Linked DNA regions of Mus musculus: region 1 is linked to region 2. A link is a loop called in an ENCODE intact Hi-C map of the cell type or tissue named here. Cell type or tissue: heart. All regions are shown on one strand. Links, peaks and the distances in the headings refer to the core of each region. The heading gives the core; the rest is flanking DNA.

Region 1 (16,675 bases), core at 3,022-11,021, 78 kb after region 2:
GGAATCATGGGAATTGCTGACAAAGATTTGTGCGTGAGGATCTTAGTGGTGGTGCTCTTTATAGTATTTGTTAAAAATGGGAAATAAGCTGGGCTATGGTGGCGCACACCTTTGATCCCAGCACTTGGGAGGCAGAGACAAGCGGATTTCTGAGTTTGAGGCCAGCCTGGTCTACAGAGTGAGTTCCAGGACAGCCAAGGCTACACAGAGAAACCCTGTCTCGAAAACCAAAAAAAAAAAAAAAAAAAAAAAAAAAGGGAACCTAAAATGCCAAACAGTAAGAGAATGACCAAGAGAATGGTCATATCAAGTATGCAGTGTCGTCATAGAAACCGTGCTTCTGGAACAGGAAAGGATAGGACATCAAAAGGAAAATTTTAGCATATGGATATGTTTAAATAAATTTTGTTTTAATTTTTATAAAACCACATAATTATATGTATTAGACATGCAGGAGAAAGTTTTATGAACTGGAAGGAAATACTAAAAATATACCCAGCACTGTCCAAGTCTGTAAATACCGGAGATTTTTCTTTTAACACTAGATTTTTGCTTCGGGGACTTGCATTTTTTATTAAAAGACAAACTATTTCTAGATGTTAGAATGTTTTTGTGGCTGTCATTGAGACTCAGATCTACTTCTGGATTCAACCATAGATGTTTCTGATCAGTTTGATGAGGCAGAGTAGAGCTGTGTACATAACACCTCTACCAGAAAAGCAGCAGTGCCTTAGTTGTGGTCTGTGGTGCTGAGAGACCTGTGAGGTCATTTCCCCACATCCCCTTGGCTCCCATAAATGAGGAGTTGCGTCATCTTCTTCTGTTGATGGAAACAAACTGTTGGAATCAAAGGCTAGATGACACCTGTCCTTTGAAAGCACAGTGTGAGAAAAGTTAACATGGGGGAGTAAACCTGGAATCTGAGGGATTCAAAGGGCTTTTTAGTAAGAAGATATTGTTCTTGTTTCTGCTGGTGCTTTTATTTTTAACCCAGCATGAGAATTCTCATGTCCAGTGGAGGGGCTTGGACACAACACAACTCTCTAGAGTCAGAGAGTTCCTTATCTCTAAGACGGCACCATCGTTGTCATGGCCCTTACCAAGCTGTGGCCGTGAAGGTTTTTGCACATTCACTGGGCATGTGCTGGTTAAGCTTAACATTGCAGTCTCACATTGCTTTTTAGGACTTTTCTCATTGGATGGTAAATCTGTTGATGGAGCCAGGAAACAGTTCCTGGAATTATTCAGCATAAGTTTAATCTACCATCTACATTAACTGCCTTCAAATACTTGAAGACGGCTCTCATGAATTTAATAACTGCTTTCCCTGTGGTTTGGGTTTTTTTTTTTTTAATTTCAAGAATAGAACACAGTAGACCATAAAAATGAGTGTTATCATTCTTCCCTTAGATTTTCTATGTAAATGTTGCTTAACATTTAAATGGTGCTGATTATAATTTGAGATATTAACAGATATGCCATTGTGTCCCTTCTGTTATTGTCTGTAAAGGAGGTTAAACACTATATTAACTTCTGAGTAGTGATTTACTGTTGTTTTGTCAGAGAAAAATAAAAAAGAAGTAAAATAATGTAATTTGATATTGCCTTTGAGACTCTTATGTTTGTGGAGCTCTTTATTTCCCGACTCAATTCTTTTTTTCTTAAAGAGCATAGATGTATGTAAACACAGCATCACACAAATGCGGAGTTGTTCTTTCTTCCTGGCTTATGCTGTTGTGTAATATTGCTCTATAACCATTAAGCAGCTGCTCTGCCTCAAAGATGGGCACATTTCCTTTGGTCCATGAAGGGAATTTACTCGGGAATCTCTCCAAATTACTTGAAGATATCTGGCCTTTGCATGAGCTGTTGAGATTTACAATAGACCACGTTCCGTGTGAGACTGTGTTTCTCTAAGTCTCCGTAGCCTGGAGGCTACCATAGGTTTTATGGCCTCAGCAGTACCCTGGCGTTTTGCTGATTCTCTGACTCTATATTATTGCAGGGTTCTAGGCCCACTGAGAGAAAGATCCTTCCCAGTTACTTGCCCAAGTATTTGTCTTCTGACTGCTGGGGCAGGCACTTAGTTACCCAAGCGCTGGGCTGTTTCTTCCTCTCGGTGTCTGACTTAGATGACTCTTGTTCATCGAAAAGGTTGTGCTGTGTATAAAGACACATGAAATGCCACCACCGTTGCCTGCTTCCCACCCACCACCAGCCTTTGGGCTTAGGGACAGTAGGCATTATTACGGCTGCTTGCCAGTGTTCCCTTCATCAGATCTCTTGATGTGCTATGCAGCAACAGAGCTCAGTGGATGCTAAGGGGTTGCATTTTATCATCTGGGTTCTGATATATTTCCATTATTTTTCATAGTTTGGTAGAGGAAAAAAAAGCTTTCATTTTTACTTGTAGATTTCAAGTTCTCACCACCGAGGAATCCCCATCATCTCCTGTTTGACTGCCTAGCTTGCTGCAAAAAATCTGCCTGGAGGTGGTTCATTCCTCCCTTGTGATTAGGCTCAGGCTGTCCCCATACCACCTGTCTTAATCTGTGTGACTTAGGAACATGTAGAGCCATAACTACTCATAGTTACAATGAAAAGTTCAACTTAGGGTCAGACCTACTACATTCTGAGATGTGTATCACATGATATAACTCATGTAAATATGCTGAAATGTTCAACACTTATTCTCTTATTCATTTATTAGTTTGTGTGTGTGTGTGTGTGTGCGCGTGCGCGTGTGCGCACACACGTGCTGGATGAGATTCAGGTTGTCAGGCTTGGTGACAGGTGACTTTATCTACTTAGCCATTTAAGTGGCCCTCTTTCACACATCTATTTTTGCAAGCATTTTTATGTTCTTGTTTGAATCCTTTGGTTATTGATTGAACTATATGCCGAAGGTTACACATTAAGAAATACAACAGAGCCAGAACTATAATCTGACCTTAAGTGTTAGTTTCCTTTTTCCCAAAAGTCCAGCCTTTTTACACTCACATGTCATCTGCAAATGGATTGGGCCAGATTCATAGCTATGTTGGGACCCATGTGCTGCAGAATAGACAGACATGCCTACAACAAACCCCTCAACAAACAAGTTCATGGGAGGGATGGAGCCAGCAGAGGTACCCATCGATTTTGTGCCAACTATAGCTATCTTGTTATAAGATCACTAAGCTGTTAATTTAAGACCTTGGTTTTAAAAGCTGAATTTTAAAATACTGTCCTGGGTTCGTTTAGTAGTTACTCTATATATAGGGCAATGAGTCAGTTGCCCAGGGAGATATGCTGAAAAACAAAACCTTGTCACTCCCCTAAATAAAGGAACTGATAATCCAACAAAGAATTTAATACTTGAAAACAAATATCTTGGAAAATCTGAATGTGTAATGTGTAAAATCAGGACTAAGTAGGTGTGATGTGAGCAGAGAGGATCTGCATTATGTTTGCCAGCCAGGGTCAGAGGAAGCAGAGGATGGGGGTAGGGCAGAGAATGTCAGGGTGTGTTATCATTCAGCAGGACATGTAGAGTTGAAAGCAGCACGTAACAGGATGAGCTAGAGAGTAGGACAGTGATTGGCTGCAGAGATGTTAAATAACCGGTGCCCTTCTGCTTGACATATTAAATGCGTTCAAAGTCATCTTTAATAAGCTGGTCAACCAAACTACACAATCTGCAGTGGCCTGGAGCATTAAAACCTCTTGTTCCCATCCAGGAGAATGGTATCAATGCTACCCCCTTCTTTTTTCCTTTTTTTTTTTTTTTTTTTTTGCATTTATGACGTCTAACACCTTTTAGAGTTCTGGTTGGTTTCTCAGTCATCTCTGAAACAACTGAAACAAATTGAACATAGTGAGGAATTCATTGCTCAGTTTCTTAAAATAGAAGTATATCAGTTAGGGACATTTTGTTTTATATATATATAAATTTTTCCAGAGTAGCTACTAAATTTGAGACTCAGACTTTCTCATCAAATGAGACATTGTACCTCCTTTTTGCTCTTTTGGCTTTTCTAAAAGGCTAAACAGGTTGCGTGTGAAGCCACGCTCCCACATGCTTGGCTCTTCACATCCCTGATGCCTGTGCAGCAATCAATTCTTAGGCACTCTGGGTGGCTGAGTTTTCTAAGCAAAACGTTATAACTCATAAGAGGCTGTTTAGCGTTTAGTATGCACGGCTCAGTGCTCAGGGTGTGGCTCTGCTGGAAGCTGCCACTGTTTCGCTCACATCTGACCACTGTTTATCATTGTTTTGGGACAGGATCTCACTTTGTCACAACTTGAAGAATCTTCTGCCTCTTCCTCCTGTGCACTGGGGTAGTGGTTTATTACCCTGTGCTACCCCGGTTACTGCTGTTTCTTTCTTTGTATTGATAGTAACACTAGGAGGTGGGTGATTTTCTTCTTCCTTCCTTCCTTCCTTCCTTCCTTCCTTTCTTTCTTTCTTTCTTTCTTTCTTTCTTTCTTTCTTTCTTTCTTTCTTTCTTTCTTTCTCTCTCTCTCTCTTTCTTCCTCTCTCCTTCTTTTTTTTATTCTCTCATTTATAGACAAGAAACCTGAAACAAAGTAAGGTCTACTCACATGGCCACCATCTCTTAGCTGGCAAACTCAGGCCAGGGTTTGCCTCCCAGATCTTTCACTTGATGGTTCCCTGTGACTCTCCACACATGTGTCACCTCCCTGTACTGAATCTGATTCTTGGTCAGTTATGAAGCTGTGTGTGAAATGCAATCTAGTGACAGAGTCTCAGACGCTGGGGTATTCTGTTCTAGAAATACTTCTGTTATGAACTTTTCAGACTTCTATGTTATCTTTGTGGTAGTTTAAGCTATTCACGATCTTCCAACTCTCATCATGTACTCTTGATAGGAAAAAGAATTGTAAAACTTCTGGACACCATGCAATGACCTACCAAGCAAGCTAGGGTTTCCCCGGGGTCCTGGACCGAGCCTATGCTCGCTGTGTGCTTCACTGCATTTGCAACATCTAGTTTTAGGGGGAAAAAAACGATGAGTGGAATCCAGTAGTAGCATGAGTAAGGAAAGTGTTGAAAATTGCCAAAGAAAATTTAAGGTTCAGAGATTCAGCTTGGTGCAAGGAAGGATTCACTGTGTCCCAAGGGTTTTTTGTTTTGTTTTGTTATTTTTGTTTACATAATCTTATTTTTATGAATGGTACCTTATTTATTTTGTTAAATTGGATATTTTATTTGTTTACATTTCAAATGTTATCCCCTTTCCCAGTTTCCCCTCTGCAAACCCCCTATCCCATCCCCCCTTACCCTGCTTCTATGAGGGTGCTTCCCCACCCTCCCACCCACTTCTGCCTCACTGCCCTAGCATTCCTCTACACTGGGGCATCAAGCCTTCACAAGACCAAGTGCCTCCCCTCCCATTGATGTCAGAAAAGGCCCCTTCAGCTCCTTCAGTCCTTCTCCTAACTCCTCCATTGTGGTCCCTGTCCTCAGTTGGATGGTTGGCTGTGAGCATCTGTGTTGGTCAGGATCTGGCAGAGCCTCCCAGGAGACAGCTGTATCAGGCTCCTGTCAGCAAGCACTTCTTGGCATCAGCAAGTGTCTGGGTTTGGTGTCTGCATGTGGGATGGATCCCCAGGTCGGGCAGTCTACGGATGGCCTTTCCTTCAGTCTCTGCTCCACTCTTTGTCAAGTTTTGATCCTTGGTTGAATGGCCCTGGAACAAGGCTGGAAATTCTGGTAGCAGCAGCTCACTGTTCTTTAATCAGGGAAGGATTTGTGAAAGAATAGTGCTTTTGAGAGATCTTTGAAGCTTTTCCAAGGCGGTGCTAATTGTGATGTGGTTGTGGTTTTCCTTTTCTTTCTAGCTCCTTCCCCCCTCCCCCATTTTTAATAGGTCGACTGGCTTTCCAGGTGTTGTAGAATGAGATGCATTCAGAGCGTGTCCCAGCCTTCCTTCTCCCTGTCTTCCATGGCAAACAGGATCCTACCAATTACAGATTTAGAAAAGGAATGGGAAATTCCATGGGTTTTCTGTGTTATTTATATTTCCTATTTTTGAAAACAGATTAAGCTTGTACTTGGGTTCCACTCTTACGTGTCTTCAGAATAAGCATTCCCGGCGGTTGTTCTAGTCTAAAGAACAAACTCTAGAACTTAATTGGTACCTTTACCCTCTGCGTGTTCTGACCCTTTTCCTTTGATGCTTGTTTTCAGGGTACCTCGAGGACAGCTTTGTAAAATCCGGAGTCTTCAATGTATCAGAGCTTGTGAGAGTATCCAGAAGTAAGTAAACACTTTTCTCTCTACACAGGTACACAGAATCATTAAAATCTTGCACATTTTAAATCTTAAATATGGTGTGAAAACTGACTACTTAAAAGTATCTGAATTTTAAAATTCATGATTCAGAAAAAAAAATCTTAAATTTTCTAATAAAATAACCGAAGGTATTACCTGATTTTGTAAACATTTCCATTTAGCCTTGTGTTCTGTAACGCTCATGTTTAGGCTGTTCTCATTGGTCATCATATTGGTATCCCTTCACTTGAGTTCTCTGTGACCATAGATGGGCATTTATATCAAAGGAAGTGTGATTAATTAAATGTACCCTGTGTTGTTATGATAACCCACATACGTTTCCTGTAGATAAGTGCTTTTTCAGTTATGGCGCTTTGGTGGGGGTTGGAAGTGTACAGGAATACACACTCACATGCAGTGTGTAAAGGGATGCAGAAATTAACTTTGCAGATTGTACTCCGATATAGATAGAAAGCATTGTTAGTCCAAACAATGTCCAGTTGTTTACAGCAGCCACCTCACCTGAGTGCCATTCTTGGTCAGCTTGATTGGGTTTCTCTAGGGTAAACTCACCTGACTGACTACCTAAGCCAAGGGGAAGCCCTGTTGATTACCAGCTCTTGGTTTATGCCAGTGTGAGCAGACACATCCAAGGTGCCAGTATTAATGCCCTGGTGACAGAAAAGGAGGTGACTGTTTTCTTCCTGATCCTGTCTTTGATTTAGATTGTTCAGGTCACCTTGAGGGCTGTGTTTTGACTTCATGCTTCGATAGAAAGTATCTAGAACTGATGTCACTTAGATGATCCAGTGGCAAGTCCAGAGGGTCCTTGTTTGTCTTTATTACCAGTCCTCATGTGCACACTTCTGTAATCTCAGTACTCCAAGAGGCAGGAGGATTGCAATAAGCTTGTAGCCAGCTGGGCTACATCGCTAATTCCTGGCCAGCTGGGGATATATAACAATTCCCTTTCTCAAACTAGAACTCAAACAAACAACAACAAAATCTGTTTGTTTGTTTTTTTTTAATTTGTATCAACTCCAGAGTTTATGAATGAGGGCCACAACCAACTGTAAAGACCAAACATAGTGAGCTAAGAATTTAAGACTAGCCAAGCAGCTGTAGAGTCCTCCTGTTTGGGAACTCTTGTCTCTAAGCTGCCAGGTGACTGTCTTTTGAACTATAGTTTCTCAAGTGACTCAGATTTGTGAGCTTTCCAGAAAAAAAAACCAAACCAAAACAAAAGCCAACCAACCAACCAATCAACCAACCAACCAACAAAAACCCATGTTTATCGGAGAATGACATATATGGCCACTCAAGACCTTATATACCTTGTCTCTTCTGCCAGGATTCAGTGTAGATATAAGTGTCATGGGTCCATCTACCTGAAGGCAGCATCGGGGATGACAGGTACATATGTGTATCCCAAAAGCGCTAGTGTATGTATGTACTTCACACAAGCCTTCTGATGATCTAGTTCATTGTTCAAGGCCACATGTGATTTTCCAGAAATCCCCTAAGGAAGCAGGTATTCAAAGTTGTTCTTTAGCAGAGATTCTGAACTGTGAAACTATAGAGCACAGGAAAACATTCCCTCCTCTTAGACCATTTTACGAACCCCATAATGGGTTTTGTCCCTTCTTATAAGAACAGTAGAGCCGTCCATCAGAAAGGATTCACGTAGTGCCCCATTACAGATAGCCCTAGCCCAAGTATGTGAAAAGAAAGCCACTTTGGAATCTTCAAGAGCCCAGAATGATATTTTGAAAAAAAAAATGGGAATTTCAAACATAAAATATAAATTAAAAATACCTTCTCATAACATTTCAGAAACAAGGTAAATTTTAACATGTTTCACTCATTTATTCTTAATTTATACTGTCATTTCTTAGAGGTTTTTAAGCTGTGTGTCATAACAAACATTCCTGATTTGTAATTAGTACATTAATTATCCATATTCATTCCTTAGTTAATTTATTCAGCAAACATTTACTTTCTCCTGCATATGTAAATAGATGTCTCTGAGATTCTTGAAAGTTCTATTCTCCTAAGTGTTGTAATATATTCACACTATAATCTTGTTTACACAGTTGAACTACATTGTTTATGAAATAGGGGTTTATGAAGTCAAACTTCAGCACATAAGTTAAGTCTTATGCTGTGTGTTACAGGTACTGGCTTCTTGATTCATGGCCTGCCCTTGGTACTATCCTCTAGCATTTTACTGTCATGTGGCCTACTAATATCCATGCTGACATTAGCTAATGAAGCCATTCCATTTCAGGAATCACACTGTTGAAAGATATTATCTTCTTTTTAAAAGTTGGTTAAGGACAGCTTCTGGCCTCTAACCTTTAGAAACCCAGGTTCTAATGTGTATGGCTTCTAGAAAAACATTGGCATACCATAGCCAAGATTTGTAGCTTTTGGCTTTCTTAAAGCTCTGTCTAGAAGAGGTGCTAAGAGTCATGTTTATATCTGATTTGGGCTCTTCCAGAGGATTAAAAGCAGGAAGACCTGGACGGCTTGCTCTTCTTATATTCTCTCGTGTTGCTCAGGAATCTGTGTGTTGTTTGAAGTTTTTAAACATGTTTTTTATTTTTATTATTTGTATTACTACTACTACTACTACTACTACTACTACTACTACTACTACTACTACTACTACCACCTTTTCAATAACTTCACATTTACTGCCAGAATGCATTCTAAGTTTTTCAGTTTTCAGTATGGGCTAGCCCAGACTGGCCTGGACTCAATATGTAGATCAAGTTGTCCCTGAGTTTATGGGGATCCACCTGCATCCTCCTGAGTGCTTAGATGAAAGACATCCATCACCATACCTGACCCTGACGTTTTTTTTTTTTTAAATTACCATTTTACTGCATACTATACCTAGCATGCTTCTGACTAAGTAAACTGTAGTTACTATTAAACTATAGTGACTATTAAGGAATGTATACCCATTAGAAAGAAACTTGCCTAACTAATGTGCAATCCTAATGCCACTACAAAAATGTATCTAAATGATACAACCTGTAGAGTTCCTGTCAATTTTATCGATACACTGTCAAATAACTCATATTTCTGAAGTGGCCAGAACAAAGAAAATATTTATTAGAGAGTAATGCACATGTATATTGGGGACTTCAGGCAACTTGTCTCTTCTGGCATCTTCTGGATTAGGTAAGGATATAACCAAAAGATTGCTGTCACCGGTCACATACCTGGACTCCACAGGAGTCCAACTCCACTCTGAAAGAGAGGCATTTTTGTTTTAAGAGGTAGGAGATTGTTCACATTCTATGAGACAGTCAGCCACCTGCCTCTAACGCGTACCTTGCTTCTCATATCTCATAGACCACCATTATACAAATACATTGTAAGGCACGTGGTTAATGTGAAGAAAGAAATTCTACATTTTTTAAACTTCTGGCATACTTCAGGCTACAAAATACATCAGTACTGCAACTGTCTAAATAATTCAAATAGCCTTTACCCTTAGGATAAAAAATATTTTCTCTATAAAGAAGGTTCAAGTATATCAAATAATTTAAACACAGCGATTAAAATCTGAACAACTTAACAAAAGGCAGGGGCTCCCATTTTAGAGCTGAGGCTCTTCCTGGGTGTGTAGATGCTGTATTTTAGTAGAGATTCTGTCTACACAATCCTTGATTAGTTCTCTTTAATAAAACATGTGCCTTTTATTTATACTTTCCTAAGAACATCTAAAGTTGATCTTGGACCAACAGATATTTAAATCCAGTCAAATTGATAGAAAATACACCTTAATGCTACTAAAAGTTTTGGAAGAGAAAAAAAATCTTAAAAATTAGTGATCCTTTGTAGTTATACATTCAGCTGAAGGCAGTTAGGAGAGGCTATGGTAGATTGTGTGCTCAAAGAGTGGACTTGAAGAGCTCTAAAATCAGTCACCAAGTCTCCTGAACACTTTCAGTAGAGCTACTGAAGGCTTGAGGGTTCAGTTGGCCTCCCAACACTCTGCCCCTTGACCCCAGCTGCCTAGTTCTCCACATTGTATGTTGTTTCTGTCCTGACTTTACTACTACAGTCACATCAGCTTGGAAAAGTCTTCCTTCAGTGCCTTGATCCTTCTTCAAAGTCTACTACCAGATAGGGCTTTTCCATAGTCAGTCAGCCAGTCTCTCTCTGTCTCTGTCTCTGTCTCTCTCTGTCTCCATTCATGTCATTACTGTCCTTTCCTTCTGCAAATATATATTAATATTAGAATATATTGATTATGTTACTCATTGGAAAAGTTTTTTTTTGTTATCTAAATTTTCAGTGTATTTTAAAGTTTGTTCAAGTATTTTGTTTGCTCTACAAACTGCACTGTTTGTTTATTGAACACAGATGTATTTGAGAATATTTCGTATCCATTGCAATGCCTGCTTGTGATAGACACAGGCACTAGCCTGTCTGATTCTCAGCCTGCGCACCTACCTGTCTGACCCTTCCTTCCTTCCTTTCCTCCCTCCCTCCCTCCCTCCCTCCCTCCCTCCCTCCCTCCCTCCCTCCCTCCTTCCCTCCCTCCCTCTCTCTCTCCCTCCCTCCCTTCTTCCTTCTTTCCTTCCCTTCTTTTATACACACACACATTCATATATTCATGTGTGTATACATACATGTATATGGAGGCCATATGCCAACATGGGATCGTCTCTCATCCTTCACCTTGTGTTTTGAGGTAGCGTCTATTATTGAACTTTTCTGATCAGGGAGTGCTCCCAGAATGGGAATTACAGGTGAACAGCCTTGGTTTTCTATAGATGCTGGGGATCCAAACTCAGATCCTGTCCTGGGACTTTACCCATGGAACTATGTCTTCAGTCTCCAAACAATAGCATTTTAAAGAATAAACTTCCAGCGAGGAGGTTCATTTGTCTGTGCCTGCTTTTTGCACAGTTTTGAACAGTTCCATCTTTACCAACTACTCCATTTTACCAAAAAATGATTGGAGAGGAAATAGATTCGAAGACATGTGCTGAAGACATGCTTCTGGCCTGCCTCTGCTCCCACTGCTTTATCCCCTAATAATCACACGTGCTAGCTTTTTCTTTTTTCTTCTTCTTCTTCTTCTTCTTCTTCTTCTTCTTCTTCTTCTTCTTCTTCTTCTTCTTCTTCTTCTTCTTCTTCTTCTTCTTCTTCTTCTTCCTCTTCTTCCTTTTTCCTTTTCCTTTTCCTTTTGTTGTTTGGAAAGTGAGGCGCACTCTGTATAAGCAACAGGGGGTTTGGACTGAGAGCCTCTTTTTATCCTGAGACCCTAACATATGGAGTGAAGGTGCAGTGAACATTCCTTTATAAAACCTGCCTGCATGTGTATTTGTAAAACACCTTGGCTTTTATTTCATACTCACAAACTTTACTTATCTCTGCCACAATTCAAGATTTTCTTAAATCAAATTATACACACTGTGATCTTATGTTTGTTTATTTTGTCTTGTTTGAGACGTGGTCTTACTCTGTACATCAGACTGGCCTCAGCCTTGCTAAATATAGTCCAGTCTGGCCTTGACTTCTCTATTCTCCTGCCTCAAACTCCTTGAGCTGGCATTACAAGTGTATGCCACCAGACATTGCTAACCATCATGTTTTTAAATTCATTTTAGGGCTGATGTCAAAACTCTCATAAGATAATAAGCTTTATTTGTCAAAGCCTTATATATTTATTTAGTTAACAATGATTTAGTTCAGTGCAAGCCACTCATTTGGTGCTAAGTAATAAGGAAAATTTATTTGTTCTGCCCTGCCTACATCTACAGACTGGGGAGTAGCATATATAGTGACCAATCATATGGGGGAGTGAATGAAGAAGACTGGGTGATTGTAACCAGGGAAAGTGGTGTCCAGGGACCTAGAGTGAGTGTCTGGAATGCTCAGACTTGACGAGGTTTCTGGGTCTTATCTGCAGCATTCAGGGGATATCAAATCTTAAGGTAAAGAGAGTTCTTGCCCTGAGCCATGAAAAAAAAAATAGGGATTTTATATTTGAACAGAGGTAACAATGAGTATCACTTACAATCTTTCTTTAAAACTAATTATTCCTCAGCACCCATAACCCAGGGAACTGGAGTCAACTTCCCAATCGGAGAAATTCCCAGCCAACCATACTATCATGACATGAACTCTGGTGTGAACCTGCAGAGGTCGCTGTCTTCTCCACCGAGCAGGTAATGACAAAGATGTTGTGTGTGCTTTCCCCCTTTGTGCAGTCAGACAGACAAGTAAAGAAGGCAACTAGGTATTCTGCTGGCAACACACATGCTTCAAAATTTTGCCAGAATCATTTGTTTTGATATTCTCGCATCAGGTGTAACCACTGTCACCTTTTAAAGTCTTTTATTGGGGGGAGGGGGGGAAATGAAGTATGACGTTTTTTGTCTTATGGCATGACATATGATCCTGCTAGTTAATCTTTTGGCAACTTTTAAAGTGATGCTGGGAATTGTAAAGATGGCCGTGAGGTGAAGTTCACTTGTTGCTCTTATAGAAGACTTGGGTTCTGTCCTCAGCATCCATACGGTGACTCACAACCATACTGAAACTCCAGTTCCAGGGAATACAGTGTCATTCTCTGATTTCTATGAACGCCAGGCACGCACATGGTACACATATGGGCAAAGCATACATACACACAAATTAAAAAAAAAAAAAAACCTTAAAAAGTGTGATACCCTCATAGAGGCAAAGGGGAGGGGAGAGGGGGTTCCAGAGGGGGAACTGGGAAGGGGGACAACATTTGAAATGTAAATAAATAAAATAACCAATTAAAAAAAAAGTCCAAGTGATGTTGCTGCAGTGACCATTATCGATAGCCAGCGCATCCAGATGACTTTTACCGTAATTACACCTCTGTACTTGGGTTCATGAAACATGGGAAAGGATGTCATTCCCCTAGCCTTAAAATGAAAGCCTGATTTGAGACTGCAGTATTTAATTAATTGAGATTCTCTGACTAGATCAGTTAACTCTTCTGGTACCAAGGAAAGCACCAGCCACTCTGAAACCGAGTTAGCCAGCCTGTGCTGGGGACGACACTAAAGAGTGAGGGTCCCTGGCTTTTAGTGCTCTGCTCACGCGAGGGGTTTACTGACTCTGGCACACTGTAACTTTGATTCAAGATAAATATAGAGACATAGAGGTCTTTTTATTTTTCCTTTTTGGGTTTTGTCTTCCACGTATAAAGTCCATTTCTGGAGCATTCATTATATCCACAGACTAGCGCAAGGATATACACAAATATTCTCCCCCCAAAAAGTGTGCATTATGCTAATTTTTAGAAATAAAAGACAATCTGGAAAAGTATTTTTCTAGACTTTTTCAGTAATGAAAGTTAATTGCCTCTGTGGAAATATCCATATTTATGTGTTTATAAAGTAAGGCCAATTTTATAACATTTATAACCCAACTATATTTTCATGTAATTAGATTGTATATCAAGATAATTGGGTTTATTATCACTAAAATTATCTCTGATATGTTGAAGTCCTTAAAAGCGTTTTGATCTTTTTAAATTTAAAATGTGACTGAGGATTTTTACATTTCCTCCCGTGGGTCCATATGTTGTCAGCACAGGTCTTTCCCCATGGCCACTCAGTATCAGATCCTGGGTCCTTCCAAATAAGCCGACCCTAAATAAGTCGAGCCTAAAGATATTTCTTTGTTGTTCCTTGTGGAAATAATTCCTCCCCCTTTCTTTGTCTACTTCTGCCGACTCATGGTGGAAGAGAATTACATTAAAAGGAGAATTTAAAAAAACATGCCCCTGTCTCTAAATTTGGATACTTTGATAGAGACTGAAGAAATGATATCATTTCTAGTAAGCTTTGTCATGGGAAGTAATTGTCATGCTCAATCGTGTGTACTCAGGGATTCTTAGCCAACAATTAACCCAGTGTATCCACAAAGAGACTGAGATGTGAACAGGCTTCAAGGACTCGGCATGTAGTGCTGTGGCTGGGAGACCTTCCTTCCTCCTGGGGGACTACTTCTGTTCACTTTTCCGGGGTAAACTCACTGAATTTCTCCATATTTACCCCCTAACCCCCGTTTGTTAAAAATGGGGGCTTAGAATACATGCATTTTAAAAGATAATCTACAGTTCCAAACTTTGGTGACATTACAGCTTTTAACAGTGCATGAAGTGAATCCAGGAGGTATTTTATTGCATATGAACACAGGTACCAGGAAGAATTCTTTTAGTGAAGAGGAGTATTCATTGAAGAGTCAATCATTAGCTGTTCACTGGGGTGTTGGTTGGAGCACACCAAAGTAAAGTGTCCCAAACTATCACTATAACTTTTAGTCTTTGCAGTAGATATCCACTTTTCTTCATAATAAGTCATGTTATTCCATTCAAGTATAATGGAATTTTCTTGAAGTATACCTCTTGATTTGTCAGTAATCATTTTTCATGGTTGATCTTAAGAATAAAGGACCCGTAACTCAGTCTCTTTAAGGAAGATCATGGTATACTTACTTATAACTAGTAAACTTCTAGAACCGGTTGTCATGTTATTAATTACAAGGTCAGCATTAATAATTAATATTTAATAAGTATCTTCTTCAACTGCAAGCCATTTAGCTGAGAGCTTTATAGGTATTAGCTCACTTCATCTTCTCAACCAAACTCTTTAAACTAGGTTTTATTATTTCCACCTTACAGGTGATTAACTGAGCTTAGCCAGGTTGAGGTACCTGCTACTGGAGCTAATAAATGGCAGGCCAAACATGGGATTCCTGAACCTTTTCACTGCCCAGCTCCAGTGCCTTTATCTCCAAACTAACAACACAGTTTGGCACTGTCTGTGGCTGTGTTGTGCAGTGAACAGTATTAATATCAAAAACATAAGATAAGTCAGTGCATCTTAGCAAAATTTGTACATTAGCAGAAAAGACACACTTGAGAATTCACTTTCAGTGACTAAGTTTCCCTGAAAAAAAATTTGAATAGATAACTCTAGCAAACAGTTTTGTTAAGTGGGCAGATGGAGGTGGTGCACACGGAAGATACAGAATATATGCTATTGCAAATGTCCACTATTCCCATGGATGTCTGGAATACCCACCATTCTTTCAATTTAATTCTTTAACTTGGATTTATGGAAGTTATTTTTCATTTTAAAAACAAATGCCACAATCTTCCCAGAAATGCCATTAATGTCATCATTATTATATTTTAACAGCAAAAGACCCAAAACTATATCTATAGATGAAAATATGGAGCCAAGTCCTACAGGAGACTTTTACCCCTCTCCAAATTCACCAGCTGCTGGAAGTCGAACATGGCATGAACGAGATCAAGGTGGGTACAGAGAGCCTTCCAAGTAGCACTGGAGTCTACAGCACTGCTTATTGCATGTTGCACTTAGTCACCATTCCTGGGGAACCAGTATGGACTAACCTTGAACTAATTTCATTAACCTTTTTAAAGATAATTTTACCAGAGTGGTCACATGTTATCAAAGTTACAAAAATCCCATTTTATTATACTTTTATGTTCATACAAAAATGGACTCTCAGGGCCTACAAGTATGTCTTCAGCTGACTTGGGTCCATCAACACTGGACAGTAGAGTCTTGACGGAGTGGCAAGTTGAGATTCTGTGAGCTCCCATCATTTTCTCTGTGAGTCTGTTTGGAAGAACAAATTTTAGGCAGTTGGCAGGTAGAATTCTCACTTACAGGAGGCTGTAGTTTATTCTGGAAGTAGGTGGCACACAGATAACAGATCAAAATATAATTTAAGAGACTGAGTCTAAGTTAATCCACTCGCTTCCTAGGTAGACCTATGACTCAGTTCTAGCATCATTGAGGAGGAGCATAATTTTATATAAGTATGGTTTAGCTTTCTGGGATCCAACTTGGTCTTTATTCTTGAAATGTGTTGGATCTCCTGTGTTATTTAATAAAACATATTCATGCCTTTCTATACAATAAGAAGGTATTAAAGGTGTATAGACAAGTAAGCTAATTACAGCTTATCTTGGTTCGTCTGTACATATGTGCAAATAAATTTGTATAGAAGCATCATAAAATGTATTTGTACATTTTTAAAAATCAAATTCTGTGTTTAAAGATGTAAAAGGAATGTGTTTTGCCCTGATGGTTTTCAGCCCAGAGTGTAGGAATTTTTTTTTTATTTTTTATTTTATTTTTTGTCTGTGAGCTTGAGAAGCTATATGCAGAGAAATGTTAACAGACAGCTGACCCTGGAGCATAGCATTTATAGCCAATGCCATGTCCTTACTAGGATTTCCTCTTGCTCCTCAGAATTTCATGCTGAGTGATTTTTACAAGGATGAAGCCTTCATGGTGATCTAGACTAACAGTTGCATTACCTTTCACATGTTGATATTTTAAAAATATTTACTTA
Region 2 (16,675 bases), core at 4,116-12,115:
CTCTGTAGAACACCCTGTGTCTTAATGAGCTGCCCTCTAAAATGGAAATTTTATCTTGGAGGAAATTGCCACACAACAATAGTGTCACCAACTTGACCCACCTTATTGGATGGCTGATGGTAAGACTCTGAACTTTAGCCAGATCTGTCTGAAAAATGGTGTCAGTTCTGTTAGGAATCTGGGAGATTTGTGCTGTATGTGGGTAAAGTTACATGTACTTAGCATTGTACCATAGATTTTACTGAGTAGCTTAACAGTTAATCCTATATTATTGAAATACTTTTGACAAGGTTGTAAGACCTAGTTTGTTGGGCTGCCATGTCATAGTCACATACCATAGGCTATGTGACTTAAGCAATAGGAATTTACATTTTTTAACTTCTGAGAGCTGGAAGTTCAAGAGCAGGATGTCCCCATAGCTGAGCTCTTGTGGAAGCATTCTTCCTGGACTGCTGGAAGCCATCTTTTTACTGTGTGTTTATGTAGAGAGAAAGAGAAACCACTGATATTCACCGTGTAGGCATTTTGCTGGATGCTTTTCAGCATGTCTCATTGGTTTCAAACACTAAGCTGCTAGCTTTGCTTAAACACTTCAAATTCAAACTCTGAGCATGTTTTGTTTGTTTTTTTGTCTGATTTTTGTTTTTCCAAGAAATAGTTTCTCCATGTAGCCCTGGCTGACCTGGAGCTTACTCTATAGCCAAGACGGGTCCCGAACTTAGAGATCCTGTCTCTGCCGCCTCCCAATTGTTAGAATTAAAGGCATGTACCACCACCACCAGGCAAAATCCAGAGAAATGAAAAAATGTGACCAAGATCAAACAGCCAACATGTATCAGAAGTAGACATGATTTTGAATACCACATACGTATGTTACACATAGCAGATATGAGCATTGATTGTATAATCCAGGGGCGGGGTGTGCAGATAGAGGCTTAGAAGCTCAAGTGAGGAGCCATCCAGGTCTGTTGGGGAAATTTTCAGTGAGGTTGAACATTGATGTCACAGAGTAAATGATTCCCCAGATGAGAGACAGAGGAGCACTCTGATGGCTGGAAAACTAATTCATATGATGGCGTGGTGGCCTGTGGATCTGCTGTGGGGATGTGGAGAACAGGAAGAATGGACTTCAAGCTCACAAAGCCCGAGTTCAAAATCCAAGCGCCTTGCCAATGCTCAGGATTTGGATTTTATTCTAGAGCTCATGGAAAGCTACTGAAAGCCTTCAGGGGAAATACAAGTGTCATAATTAGGTCTAGGTTTTGGACAAACAAGTTTTAAAAATACATGTGCTGATTAGCGAGCTTGAGTTGGAAGTCCAGCTTCTGCACTCCTTAGGATGCCTTGCCCCCTCTTTGCAACCTCAGACTCCTCATCTCTCACCCTGCTCTGAAGTGATACCCGCAGCGCAGTCCTGCCTGGCCTGTGCAGATGGAATGATCACTCCCTTCTCTGTCCTGCTCCGTGATTTATGTGTAGCTCTTATAGCTTCTATCACAGCACAGGGTAACGATGTGTTTACATGTCTCTCCCACAGCTTGACTTGAAGGACCTTGTGAGAAGGGAGTATGTTTTTGCTGGTTTGTTTCATTGCTGTTTTGCTTGCACCATCTATGGTCCTTGGCACATCACAGGGGTTCCTGTTTGTTGAATATAACACATTGAATTAAGGCCACTCTGAGCATGAGGAGGAAAGCAAGCACAGCATAGAAAGAAAGTGGGTGTAGTCTGGGTGCAGGGATGAGGAATCAGGATGATTCTGAGGTTTTTAACATAATCATCTGCAGGAATTGTTAACTTCCCAGAGAGGGAGGGAGAACCACTGAACTGGGAGCTACGTTTTCTAATTTTGTTGGTTGGGTAGGGACATTTTGGTGCTATGTAGCAGATAAATAAAGGTACACATCCGAATTTAGCTCTGTTGGATCCCCAAGCCTTTGAAGAAGAAGTTTGATGAAGATTTGAGTGGGTGAGCATATCAGGGACACAACTTTGGGGGAATGCTGCCTTTTAAGGGACTAGGTAGAGGAATTGAAATCCAAAGAGAATAATTCAAAGCCTCTGAGAAGTAGGGTTGGAAACAGGAGTGTGCAGAGCAGTTGAGCACATCCTAGGCTGAACTGTGGGCAGCAACTTTTATCATGGGGGTGGGGTAAGTGAGTGTATGTGTGTGTAGATGTGCTCATGAGTGTAGGCATCAGTGGAGGATAGGAGAGAAGGTCAGATCTCCTGGGTCTGCAGCCACCAGTCACAGGCAGTTGTGAACATGAGGTGTTGTGACCTGAGCTTGGGTCCTCTACAAGACCAAACAGCGGACAGGCATTAGAAGTGGACGTGCATTGTCAATGTACATGCATATGCTGCAAGAATACTGGCTAAATACAATTCTGTGGTTTACTAATCAATGAAGACAGTGGATTTTCTTCTTCTTTTTTTAAAATTACGTATTTTCCTCAATTATATTTCCAATGCTAGCCCAAAAGTCCCCCATTCCCTCCCCCCCACTCCCCTACCCACCCATTCCCACTTTTTGACCCTGGCATTCCCCTGTGACAGTGGATTTTCAAGTCATCTGTAATATAATTGTTTTCCTTTCATATAGAGGAAATGAATATTTGGTTGAGTTATATTATTTTTGAGTTTCTCTCATTTAAATCAGCTGATTCAAAATATATAATGATGGCTGTAATATATTTGATTAGTCTAATATATATTTTAACTGTGTTTTCTATTGTAAGGCCATATTGTTGCTGGTATTTTCTTTACAAAATTCTTATACTTGCATTGTACAACCTGAACTTTTGTGCAGTGGAGTTGTTTAAACAAGATCCCGAGGACTTGAAGCCATTACTTTGGTTAGTGCTTTCATGCAGCACTGTGTGCTTAAGAGATGTACACAAAAGCAGTTTCTGGAAATATTTGCTCCTAGTCGCTGCACCAGTATATATGTACTTTCATATATAATTCAGGAAAGAAAAAAATTATTGCATATAATAGCATAGGATTACAGCATAGAGGTACTGATTTGTGTATTCTACTTCAGTGCACTGTTGGTTCTCCAGAGACCACTGTGCAGTAATTTTCACAGAACCAGACAGTTTAATTTTGCCAAGAGAGTCCTTCCAAAGTGCTGTCCTGTGTTTTTAGAGGCGGTGTCATTTTACCCTGTCCTTTGCAGAGAGCCCCCTCTGCAGCCAGGACTCCCTGCAGTCTGGGTTCACCTTTTACATCTCACTCCTACCCCAGGCTTCCCTAGTCCTTCCATAGATAAACCTCTCTGCCTTTTAAAATGCTGAAGGGAAGCCAGAGACAAAACCTGGACCAGTCTGGTTGGGTATTGTTCTTAAGCCTGATTTGGTAAATCTAACCATAGATGATTTCCTGGCGGGATATACAGATTCAGTTCTCAAGTTTATCTTTCTGCATTTAAAAACAACAGTGACAAAAAACTAAACAACCACAAACCCCAAGCTCTCCCAGATAGGCCCTTATTAGATTCTAGGGTCTGGAGGGTGGGATATTGGGTAGAGGAGGGTGACTAGGCAGCCATTACTTCAGTACTCCTCCCACCTGATGTTTTCCATAACTGCTTCATCTTTGGTTTGGAAATTAGAGGGTCTACTTTTAGGAACCTTATAATGCTAAATACTACTTTTTGATAATATAAGTTCCATATCCTCAAATAATTGAATGTTTTCTTCCATCTATATGTTAAAGTGAAAATTTAAATAAAAGTTTTTTTGTTTTATTTTTGTTTTGTTTTGTTTTGTTTTCTGAGACAGGGTTTCTCTGTGTAGCCCTGGCTGTCCTGGAACTCTCTCTGTAGACCAGGTTGGACCTTGAACTAACAGACATCGATCTGCCTCTGCCTCTGAAGTGTGGGATTAAAGGCACATGCCACCATGGCCTGGCTATTATCAGTCTGTTTTAACAGGATGGTTCTCACAAGATCTGTGTCTGTAAGGAGGAAAAGAATGAGGTCTAAGTTTTTTATTCTATAGTCTGATAACTAAAATATCTGCAGACGTGGATAAATCAGCTCTGTCTTTACATAACCATTGGATTCCTTTCAAGGTACTGTCTCCTAACCAACATACTATACAAATAACTTCGGTTTAATATAGCTATATCTTGATGTGTTTAGATTTGGTAAACGCTCCTATCTTTCAAACATGCATCATTTATTTAAAATGCATAGGCATATGTTCAGAACAAAGTTATTTTCGGTGCATATATATTCATTAGCCTCTGTGTAAAAGTGCATTTCAAGGAACAACCATTTGAATGTTTATTTTTCTTTTAAAACTTCCCTTCTCCTCCATCTTGCTTTAATTGAACTCTGAGCTTGAATGAACTCTTTAAAGCCATTCCCATGGAGGGAAGAGCACATGCAAACGTGCTTGACTGATATAAAATAATTTCTTTGTTGATCATATACCCATGCATGATAAGATATGCATAAGAAGAAATCTGGTAGAGAAGTATAAATAATACTTATCTTTAAGCCAGCATCTGTCATCTGCTTCAGCAGACAGTACTTGCTTTCTTCCTAGCACAAAAAGGGCCGGGAGATTTATGGAGCAGCTTTGTCTCTGCTCTGTGATGCTTAATCAATTTTTATTAAATTCTAAATTAAAACTTGGCTTTCGCTCCAGTGACATCTCTGATGTATACAACACGGAGAAAGATCATGAGGCCCCGCAAAGGTTAAGCACGGGTGGTCCAAAGCCCCAGTCTGCTGCTCCTTCCCGGACCTCACTGGTAACTCTGGCCAAGTTCTTGGAGGGACGTAGGAGAATCAGGAGTGCAGCCTCAGCTTTGGACTCCCCAGTTTCCTTCAGCTCGTGGGTATTTGTAGTATGTTTATAGTACTCTCATGCATGTCCTTGCATCTAAGAGGATATATCAGTTCTGGCAACGTACAGATAATGTGCTCATTTTGCATTCCAAACACTCTGATAAATTAGGACTCACCAGTTATAATTGCAGAGAATTTGAATTTTTTAATCTTCATAGAGTTTTTCCATATTCAAGACCTGATACCGATATGAACATTATAGCTTTTTATCTTCCCTGCCTGAATTTCCTGATAAGCTCTGCATTTGGAATGTTCTAGTCTTTTCCTAAAAATTCTCTTTAAATACCAGCGTGTGGTAGAAGTCCAGTCAAAGAGACCAGTTTAAAAATGACCATCTTACTTGGTCAAAGTATGAACCAAGTTCGACCCTGCTTAGCTTCTGAGATCAGAGGAGATTGGGTGCATTCAGGATCGTGTGGCCATAGCTTATATTCTAATGTATATGAAGAATGGAGTCTTGTGCCAAGCTGAACTTTTTTCTTCTGCAGGAAACAAGTTTAACAATTCCAGTTGTGATTTTTTTTTCTTTTAGATTCTGCATCTATAAGGAGAGGAAGAATGGGATTTAATTTAAATTTTATTTCTCTGCTGAATGCTGATATTTTTGTTTTTGAATTTGGCTTTTCTTACATCTGGTACACAGCAGACTAACCTGTACATATTATTCCTTTGAAAGCGTATGTTTATGGGCGCTGATCCAAGAGACGCTTCTGTATCTACATTTCAAAGTGGAAGGTTTCTTGAAGAAAAGAGGGGGGAGAACTATGAAATTTGTTGTTAATTATTGTTTATGTTCTGGGAAATATGGCAAGCTGTAAACTTACGATGAGAAGATCTGTGTTTTTGAATTATGTAATATGTTCCTTAGGAGGCATGGGATTGCAGGAGAACCTGGGAGCCAATCTTTTCATGCCCAGTGAAAATTAATAACTCATGCAGCTGGTCCCTGCCCATCACTCATCTGTCCTTCACCACATTTATATTTGCCTGTTGCACACCACCATATCCTAGTTACCAGTGCCATGTGGACCCAGAAATGCTGATATTTAGAAACTGTATTTATCGCTGGGCAGTGGTGGCGCACACCTTTAATCCTAGCACTTGGGAGGCAGAGGCAGGCGGATTTCTGAGTTCGAGGTCAATGTGGCCTACAGAGTGAGTTCTAGGACAGCCAGGGCTACAGAGAAACCCTGTCTTGGAAAAACAAAACAAAACAAAACAAAAAGAAGAAATTGTATTTATCTACCTATTACCCAGGGCTTGGTTAGCATTCCTGACTTGTCTCGTTTTTAGTATCAACCTGGTACTGTAGAAACATGTAGGTAGAAGTACAGATACCGTGTTCATAGTTCAGTAGCTCAGCTCTGAAAACAGAGAATGGGCAGGGAATGGCCCAGTATATCTGGCCCTCATCTCCTGGAAGTGTATTTGGTCTCTGTGTGCACCACCCACGTGGCCTTCTTTTTCTGCTGGTTGAGAGAAAGCCTTTGGACTGATCCCTAGTGTTGAGCATCCCTAGTGGAAGGTGTCCCTGCTCAACTTGATGCACAGAGAGACTTTGAGGATAAAGAAGAGTTGGTCCTGGCTTTCTCACTTCAGAACTGTATCTTACTATGCCCTGGCCAAAGCCACTCGACTTGCCGACTGTGGATCGAGGAGAACGCTCTGTCTGCCTTCTGTGTTTCTAAGGGGTGATTTTGAGTAGATGAACTGAGGCTTGGGAGAGGTTGCCAAATGAGGTGGCGATGATGGCTAAAGAGACTGCGACTTCGGGAGTGCTTTCTGGCAGAAGTACAACACAGACGGTATCATGTTTTTGACCATAGTACTTTAGACAGGCTGCCAAGTGTTTGTGATGAGATAGGGCTGTTACTATACTTTGCTTTTAACTTTACTTTTGCATACAGTGTATCGTTCTTGTTTTATAAACTGTGTTGCATACTTTTGTCTCTCTATAAACAAGTGAAGCTGTTGAGTTTTTGGACAAAGTTTGAAGCAGTCTTGTGTTGCTTCTATGCTTTATGCTCCAAGTTGAGAGCTGAATAGTGAGATCTTTTTTCGCACCATTTATAATGCGATGCACATTTTGAAGGCAATTTAAATTCTTTTGACTCCCCAGCCATATGCTTCAAAATGGAAGCATTCTACATGTCTGAATAGAGAACTAGGTAGAAGAGTGGCTCACACATGCCCAGCAAAGTCTGCAGTGGGTTATTGTCCTCAGTGGGGCAGTCCAGTCTCTTAGAAAATCGCCAAGTATTAGCCCCAGCTTTGTTGAAGGAAATTTAAAATATTTCCAAGGCTACACATGATCATTGATATTCAGAATTTATACGTGTGATGAGACTTTATAACTTGTCCAGCATATTATTTGAAAAGGTGTCAATATGGAGAGTCATAAACTTGTAAGTCTAGTTTGTGATGGAAAGACAAACGCGAATAGGAGTGAGAACTGCATTCCTGTTTTGTAATCGCCGTTTTCCCCTATCCCCTTTCAAGATCATATTCTTCTTCGTTCCTGCCACCGACCGTCTCGCAGTTTATTTCTAGGCTGGGAGAGTGGAGTGAATACTCTCGTAGCACATAAACTTCTCCATTCTGCTTCTCTAGAGAATATTTTTCATTGTTTTCACAATCCATTCTGCCCGGGTAGAAAACACCAGATCTCTCCAATATTTGGAAGAGAGTTTATACTTTCTCGGGTAGAAATATCCTGTTGCTAAACTTCTTTTTTCATAATCACGCTGATGTGTTGTGGTCATGCTGCACTGACCACATGGATGCCATCATAGAAGTAATTTAACAGATGTTTGGATGGCTAGGCTTATGCACCTTTTTTTGGAGTTTAGGGGGCTGGTTTCTTACTATATATCTCAGGCTGACTTGAAACTGAGGATGCTCCTGCCTGATCCTCCCCAGAGCTGGAATTGCAGCTGTAGAGACCACACCTAGCATTTACATGTCTGAGGTTAGGACACAGGCTCCTTCCCATTCTCATTAGAACTGTCTTCTTTGTCTCTTCCTTCCATTTCTATCTTAGTTAACCACGGGCGTGTGATGTTAGATTACATAAAAAAGCAATTGTCTTTTTAACTTTCACCAGAAATGGGGGGAGGGTACACTGACCACCTATGAGTCATACCTTTTCCTGATAACAATTGCTTATAGGTCTATTGACCTGCACCTGTAGATTTAGAATGGCAGCACTCTTGATGTGTGTACAGTTGCTTGTACACACACACACACATACACACACACACACACACACACACACACACACACACAGAGGGAGAGAGAGAGAGAGAGAGAGAGAGAGAGAGAGAGAGAGAGAGAGAGAGAGACATGGTTTTCTTGTCTTGCTCTCTGTGTAAATAAAAGTTTTTAAAGATAAATTAATGTTCTTCTCTGTAGCACTCTGACAATAACTTGTTAAATGATTGAGATTTATTTTGCATTTTAAGGAGATTTCTTACGATGCCTGTTAATGGGATGCGTTCGTTAGCATACTTGAACAATCAGCAGTAACATCCTTTCTTATTAAAAGCTGTGCTATATAACTCAACAGCTTCACAATACTTATCCCTTGATGGACTTTCACCACTAACTGACCTCAGGTTGTTTGGGAAACAAGGGGAATGGGGACTGAGGATTAAGAACCAATAGAGAGAGGGAAAGAAAAGAAACCAGGAACTGAACTTGGTTTATTTTTGAGAAGTCCATGGGTTGCTATTTCAGTTGGGTGAAACTGTGTTATTGTTTATCTGTGCTTTCTTCCCCTTGTGGCAAGAGACGTGGTGAATAGACACTCACTCCCAAAGACACCAATTCCAAAGCCCTGACTCATGAGCCCACAATGAAATACGAGGATGCAGCCATTTCCTACCTTTGTTTGAGAGCAAATGGATTGGCCCAGGCGGATGTGGGCCTAGGCTGCAGGGCTTTGCAGAAGGAAATGCTTTCGGTGGCCCTTCAGTACTAGATGCTCTCTAACAACCCCTTTGTATTGCCCTGCACAGAGCAGTGCAGTGTGAAAGTGTTCCAGAGAGTATACAGATCTAGTTCCGGGGCCCCTGCTTGTGCACTTAGAGCTTCTATGAGGCAGGGGAAGTAGAGAGAGACTTTCATTGCTTCTAAGGCAGAGGATTTTGAATGCTTATTATACAGTGTAGTGAATGCACATACCTATCGCTTGCTAGCAAATTCCTACGTGGTTGCAGCTTCAACATATAACCATGACTTCTAGGTACCTTACAGCTTGGCCCCATCTTACCTCTTCTGCAACAGTTTGCCTAAGCTCTGTTACAATGTTGCCTGCTTTCTTATGTTACACTGAAACTGACCATGTCACCACCATCTAGCATTCATGGGTCTCTGGTGTTTGTGTTCTGGAATCTCTCTTTCCCTGGAGAGTTGCAGATTCCTCTTGCTTCCTTATTTTGTCCCAAGTCTGTCCAAGTTACCTGTGCCTACAGAGTCTCATATCTCTTTGTCATTCCTCTCCCACCTCCCAAACTGGTTGCCCTGGAACTACCTCTCATGCGATACGAATTTCGGTCTTTATTACTGTTCCTGAGGCTTGCTAGAGTGTTAGCCTCATGAGGGGTTAGAGCTTGAGTCATTTTGTGCTCTTTATTCCAAGGCCTCAAATATAGTAGAATTCATATCTGTCTGTGCCTAGAACTTGGAGGAAAACAGGAGATCTGAATAAATGAAGACCCACTGTGGGCCATCAACAGATGGTGCTAGCTTCTTCTCTTGGGCCATTCCAGGCATTGCTGCACTTCAGGATGACTTAGTTTCCCATCTTATATGTGGAAACAACGATTTGCACACTCAGAAGCATTCTGGAGGTCTAGTTATGAGGAGTAATTCTGTGTAGTGAAAAGGCAAAATACCAACTTAATGTTCTGAGAAACAGTACAGGGGTAACGAAAGATAGTGTGTACAGTGGATGGTGCATCTCTCTGGGCCCATGGTTTTTCTTGTGTGCTCTGTCCCTGGGCACGTTTTCAGTGATAATGCTTGGAATGGTTTTGCAAGGGAGGAGTAAAAGACAGTTGAGCATGTGCAACATGCAGAATAGAACTTGGGGGTTGGGGCAGGCACAGTAAAGTCAGAAGACGAGACAAATGAGAAATGGAAGCTGTATGTTGTCATAATAACCAGTGTCTTTTCTCAGACATGATAGTTTCTTTCTAGAACTTTCAGAACTGTGATTTTATTTTAAACCTTTGAACTTATTCAGTCTGGAAAGAATTTCTTCTGTCTATGTGGTCCGTAGCCTACAGTGTGGTGTATGGGTCAGTGGCCCTACTGTTGGGCTGCCTAGCAAGTCTCTGCCAAGAGGATAGCATAGGCCGAAGTGCGTTTTCCAGTGTGAGGGTATATAGGAGATAAGGAGGTGGGAGGGGGGAGAGGGGACTAGGGAGAAGGGGAGAGGGGAGATGGAAGGGGGGAGGGGGGAGGAGAGAGGGAGAGAGAGGGAGAGGGGAAAATCTGGATGTTCTCCAGGAAGGGGCTAGGAGAGAACTCGAGGACAAACGCTCCTACTTGGAACACACACCAAATACTGGATTTTTTTTTTTAAGAGAAGCCAAAATTAAACCCAGTAGAGCTTACTGTTTGCTAATCAGCATGTGTTTACTTTCTCTTCCAAAACTGAAGTTGCCATCCAATACATTTCCTACCCAGTGCTATGAATCTGTCCAAATAAACATGGGAAGTAGCGAAACAATGACACCGTACGGAAAAACGTCTCCTCGTTCATTAAATAGGATGTAAAATGCCCTGGGATTTAATCCTAGCCGCAAAGTGAAGACTGACACGGCCTGGTTCATGAAGGGAGGGGGGTGGCTCCCCTCTTGAGTCAGTCAACATGGACGGGCAGGATTCTAAGGGAACATACAATTATACCATGCTGTCCTAAGCCTAAATGAAGATGGCTCATTTCAGTCCAGTTTCACTTATGTTCACTGTGTCAGAATATTTGGTTGTAGTGTAATCTTCTGATAACATAACTTAAGCAACAGACAGTTTTAATTTCCATCCTAAACTAGAGAGGTCGCTGACAGAGGTTTCAGGGTGACATTAAGAGTGAATTTCTCTGGAGGACAGAAAGAAGCTGTGGAAGGAGGCTTCTTTGTTGCGGTCAGTCTTGAAGAGTACAGTAGGAAACAAAATCCATAATCAACATTATAGAAAACCATCAATTCATAAGACTGACAGTTTACTTAGGCTGTTAGGAGATAGCTCTATATAGAAAGATCATGTCTTTTCCACACGTGTGAGTTTCTATAAGGAACATTGTTACAGGAATATGGATGGAGACATAGTTATTCCTGGGTTTTCATTAACAGTACATTATAAATGTGTTTTCAAGTGTTTAGCCAAGTCTTGGGATTGCAGTTCAGGTTCCTTTTAGGAAATAATAAGATATCAATTAGTTATTCTTTGTTGTGAACTTAAATAAAATGCATTTAGCTTTTGTCTGAATGTTATTCAAAATTCCTTGTACTCACTGTAGCAGACTCCAGCGGATAGAAACTATCATCACAGTGGCCACAAAACCATAACACCCACAGACTTGGGAAAGGGTACTTGGGCTGAAGAGGTTTGGGAGGTTGGGGTGGTAGGACGTGGTATTGAGAATGGACTGGGGGAGCTAAGAGGAGGGTTGGGGGTACCCAGGATAACTTACCTACTTGTCTGACATTTTCAAAGAACAAATTTAATAGAAGTTATTTTAGAAAAAAAATCCAAACCAACACACACACAGATACTCTGAAATAAGACAAGAGCAACAGCAGAAAAGTCTCAGGTTTGCAGAGCTCCAGCCCGGAGATTGAGTGGTGGTGTGCACTAAGGCCAGGTGCTCCTTCTGGTCCTGCTCTAGACTTCCTCTCCATAGTAAAGCCCCCTGCCCCCGTCCGTTCCTTTCAGGCCCAAGTGATGCTTCTGGGTATCGGCATAGCATAAGGTGGCTGAAGTATTAGCCACCCACTAAAGTTAGAACCCTTCCACCTGCACAGGTACTGGTATGTCATATTTTTAGGATGAGATAGCCATGTTGAACAAAAGCTACATGAACTTGCTTGTTGTCTCAGCAATCCAGTCAGATTATTTACTGAAAAGGAGTCTTAAACCTTCGGCACTAAGTCTCAGTTAAGCCTATGTAGATGTCAGGAGAGGGACCAGCGTAGCAGTGGGAGAAAGCCTAAGCATCGTACACATTCCCCGATGAGCTGCCTCCCCAGCTGTACACAGCATCCTTCCAACAGCAGGGAATAAAATACAGAGTTAATGATGATTTCCTAAAAGGTAGTGTCTTGGCTTCTTTCAACAGTCAACATGAATCTTAACAAACTAGTCAGGATAAGGAAGCCACTTGTTCTGTGTGACTCTTTCCGCTAACAGTCACGTCTACTAGGAAGCACATTTAGATTTATATATCTGTACATTTCCTGGTATTAGGGAATATGTAGGATGAGAATTATCTATGTGTCCCTTAAATTAAAGGAGAAACTGAGAGGTTCCAGCACGGTGCTGGAGTTCAGCCAGGGAGTGGGAAAGCAGTGGTGGCTCCCCGAACTTGAATTTCAGGCAGATGCAGTTGGAGAAGCGGTTCGTGGCATTTGGGGAAAGCTGTAGAGGGAGAATATAGTGATTTATTGGCCAAAAGGAAGAGGTCCTGTGTGGAACTATGAAACCTCAAAAATGGAAGCTAAGCGCAGGAAGGGCAGAGCTGTGTTCCAGGAAAGCATCTAGCATGTCTCTGAGAGAACACAGGAACTCAAACCTTATGGTAGGTAAAGGCAGAGCCCCAGTGGGAAACCGCGCAGAAGCTTCCGGAGTTCCTCAGAGCAATGGGGCAGTTGACGTCATTTGTTCCTGTTGCCAACTCATAAACTAGGTTTGATTAAAAACCCCATTCGCTTATTTTTACTTTTTACATAGGGTGTTTTACTTGCATACATGTCTATACCACATGTGCCTGGTCTTGTGGTCAGAAGAGGGTCCTCTGAGACTGTGGTTGTGAGCTGCCACTTGGGAACTAGGAAGAGAACGCAGGTCTTTTTATTAACACCTGAGCCATCTCTCCAGTTTATATGTGATTTTTTTTTTAATATTGCTTTTAGTCGTAGATCCTGTAATGTCCCACTGGAGTCAAATGGTCATTTTCTGCAACACACATATTTATTAAGTGCCTGCCATCTGTAAGTCCCTAGCTTATGAAATCATGAATATAAAGACTGATATATTTGAATTCTGAGAATACTAAAGGACTTAAGGACTAGAAATTAAATTGTAGAAATTAAATTAAGACATTCAAATATTCATTATCCAAATGTTTTTTTTTAATTCACATTGTTTGATCCAGTAATTTATTATTTTTATTTTTAATTTTTTTTGAGACTGGGTTTCTCTTTGTATCCCTGGCTGTCCTGGAACTCACTGTAGCCCAGGCTAGCCCCGTACTCTGGCATGTGACCTCACAATCCCATATTCAAATGTATTTAGAAATATTTAATGTACATTAAATATAAATATTTTTAGTTAGTATCTTATGAATTGATGTGATCAAGAAATGTTATTTCAGTTCAGTTTGCTTAAATTAAAATAGTAATTTCAGATGAGTAAATAAATTTTTAAGAAACAAATTAACCATGGGTCTTCTTTTTCTAATCCTCTCCTTTCTTGTGTCATTACACCAGGAGGGTGCCCCCCCCACCAGCCCTTTTGTTACACAGAATCCAGTCCTCTTGCATGTGTTTGTGGTCTGAGTTTGAAACAGAGGATGCTAATTTCTGCCATTCACCCTGCAGCAAGGTCCTTTGTCATTCTAACCCCAGGACCACTTTTCCTGAGTATGACAGTTCACTCGTCAAAGACTTCTCTGATGGACTTTCCCAATCACAAGAGGTTTCCTAAGCACCTTTCCCTTGGCACCTCACACAGTCTTAGAGCACCAATCTTTCTCGCTTTGGAAATGACCGTCCAGTCCATAGATGCTATATGTCAGATGATGTCACAGAGCAGGCTTCCTGCTTAATATGCAAAACAGTGTGGTGATGATCCAAGTGCCCCGGGCTCATTCATTCATATGGAATCTATAGACTAGAAGTGGCTGCAGCCCCTAAGCTCATAGTGCTAATTAATGCCGTTACTCCTTATGCTCACCTTTCCTTATAGATCTACAATAGACATTGAGATACAAGGGCTGGGAGGACGGCTTAGTGGGTAAGAGCACTTACTGTGAAATGAAGAGGACAGAGTCAACTCCTTACCACTCACATAAAAAGTCAGGCACTGCCTACATCCCCAGTGCAGGGAAGGAGAGACAGGTGGACCCCAGGAGCTGGCTGCTTAGTCAGGGTAAGAAACTTCAGGTTCAGAGAGAGACTGTCTCAAAAAACAAGGGCTAGAAGAAGACACCCGATGGTTCCTGTGGCCTCTGCGTGCATGTTCTCGGGTGCATATACGTACACAATATGTGCATTCCTCCTATCCCTACCCCCATACAACAACAACACAGCTAAGCAGCGATCCTCAGACTTTATCATAGCTTTCCATCATAATTTGCCAGATTTTTGTCCCCTGAAAATATTTTGATTTACTTCTGAGAAATTCCTTCTTACTTGAAAATGTTAGTTTCCAGTTACTCCAGAAAGGATAAAAATGGTGGTTCGCTTTTGTTTCCTTTTGGAAAGAGGTTAGTTTAAGTTGTTTTTGTGTGTATTTCATATATTTGGTGCAGTCTTTGCCTTTGCATATAAAATTCACATCAGTATAATTTGCTGACAAGCAGTAACATACACTGACCTTGGGCAATGCCCTAACCTGTACTTCTCTTCCTTGCCCTGGTTTTCTTTCCAAGTGATGGCCTTGCTTCAGAGGCAGAATTCCCTCCTAGCCTGCCCTACTGAGATGCCCGCTCAGCAGGAGGCCTTGGCTTCTGCTTCAGGAAGTCCTACAAGAGGCCAGGGGCACCCTGACTTATATGATCATAGGCCCCAGGAGTTGCAGAAGAGAACATGGAAGCAAACAAATTGGACTAATGCTTGAGTAAAGAGAAATAAATAGTTCAACTCATCTTAAGACTTTGTCATTGTATGTGTCAGTGTGTGAGTGCAGGTGACTGTAGAGGACACACATGACAGATGCCCCTGGAGCTGGAGCTGCAGATACATGCACTGATGGGGGTGGTTGGACTTGGATCCTCTGGAAGAGTAGTGTATGCTCTCTGCTGTATCCAGAAATGCTGAGACATTTCTCCAGTCCCTACATGCTTTATTTTATTTTTTATTTGTTTCGGTGTTGGAGTTTGAACCAAGGATCTCACAAATACCCAGAACATGCTCTGCCACCAAAGCAACACCGGCAGAGACAAAACTTTTAAATGGACCTCTAGATGTTTTTCTTCACATCTGCCAGTCGTCCCTATCTGGGCAGAGTCTGTGATGTACGGTAAGCCCAGTGGCCTTTTATGTAGTCTTTGCTTACTGGCAGTTCCCTGAGTGTAGGCGGGATGCTGGTGCCGCCTGCCATCTTTGATAGGGGCAAATGATTCTGTCTATTCTGGAGCCAAAAGACAGGCAGGCCTAGAGTCCAGCCCATGTTGCTTTGGGTTGAGTGACAATTCCCAGAGTGACAGGGACATAATCCCAAAGTAGATATTGTCTGGAGTCTCATTATTGTCCAGAAGTTCCTTTTGGATGAGCAAATGCAGCCAGACAGAAACTGCACGAACGCAATTGACTTGCCCATCTTGGCTTTTCCTTCTTATCATCCCTGAGGCTACTCCATCCTCATCTTGCCATATAGATCCTTGCTTCTTCCGGCTCTGCATCTTTTAGTTAATTACAAATGAAAAGATAAGAGCAAATGGCTAGAGTCCACCCCTAACGCTCCATCCTGATCAGAGGCTGCCTTCCCCTCCAGACCTTTCTGGTCTGTTGTTGTTGGCGAAGACCTCGTTTCTTTCTCAGGTCTTTCAGGCACACCATGGCCTTTCACAGCCTATAAGTCCTGTAATACTATATTTCGTGAAGAAAGGAAAAATGAGATTTTTCTCCCCTCCTAGCTTTTGTTAACCCATTCTTGTTTTGGGCTCCAACAAAAAGGGTTTTTGTTAACTGGAGCTTAAAATCGGCCAGCTCGCAAAGTATTCTCCCTTTTTATGCAAGGAGGATTAGCTTGGCATGTTCTGCATTTCCCTTGTATGAGCCATTCCCGTGTCCTGTCATAAGGTATATAATTACTGCACTTCACCATCGGCGATCATTCTTCAGTTAAGACCGTTTTAAACCTCTCATTAATATAAATCATACCGGGAAGGTAGAAAACACACCTTCAAAAGAAATGGAGGGCTGGGGGGTTCATCCGTTCTTTTCACAATGGACCCAGAGTAAACAATTTTTACTTAGTGCTTTTCTTCTCTAAGCAATCAAAATAGCTTATGATAAAAGATCAGGTACCTGGATTGCACAAATGCACAGTGGTTTATTCACAGGGTTGGGCTTCCTGCCTCATTCCAGACTCGTTTTCTCTCTCTATCACCCTTTAACAGTGAAGTGCATGTATGTATAATCCCCTACTCTTTCAGAGTTGGCCTTCTGACATCTCTCTCTCTCTCTCTCTCTCTCTCTCTCTCTCTCTCTCTCTCTCTCCTCTTCCTACCCCCCCTCGGGTTTGTATACATAGCAAATTGTCTTTATTTGGGGGCTTTCATTGAAGCCCTTTATCCTAATCAGATAATAGTCTGAACTCAAAAACCGTCTCAGAGACTGATTTGTCTTTCCTGAGTGAGTTGCAGGCAGA

The links. Peaks named below come from ENCODE experiments on the same cell type or tissue, not always from the same donor. Only the 100,000 strongest peaks of a DNase experiment are listed, where the experiment ranks them.
Region 1: it touches region 2 in a loop (4-fold over the local background); 4 of 42 quality-filtered maps call a loop at or near these places.

Annotation. Positions count from the first base shown.
Region 1 is chr4:82,349,319-82,365,993 of GRCm38, reverse strand. It overlaps Nfib (nuclear factor I/B), which reads left to right. Exons shown (of 12, transcript NM_001113209.2): 4 at 6,194-6,262; 5 at 12,351-12,471; 6 at 15,487-15,605. Among named protein-coding and RNA genes, the nearest start is that of Nfib, 150 kb to the left of the region's middle. In heart, for the core only: no CTCF peak of the experiment used is centred there; DNase peaks (open chromatin) are centred at 3,493, 5,563 and 6,723; H3K27ac peaks cover 1,085 bases.
Region 2 is chr4:82,428,020-82,444,694 of GRCm38, reverse strand. The region is part of intron 2 of Nfib (nuclear factor I/B); the gene reads left to right. Among named protein-coding and RNA genes, the nearest start is that of Nfib, 69 kb to the left of the region's middle. In heart, for the core only: a CTCF peak has its summit at 8,642; DNase peaks (open chromatin) are centred at 6,444, 8,744 and 10,654; H3K27ac peaks cover 2,602 bases.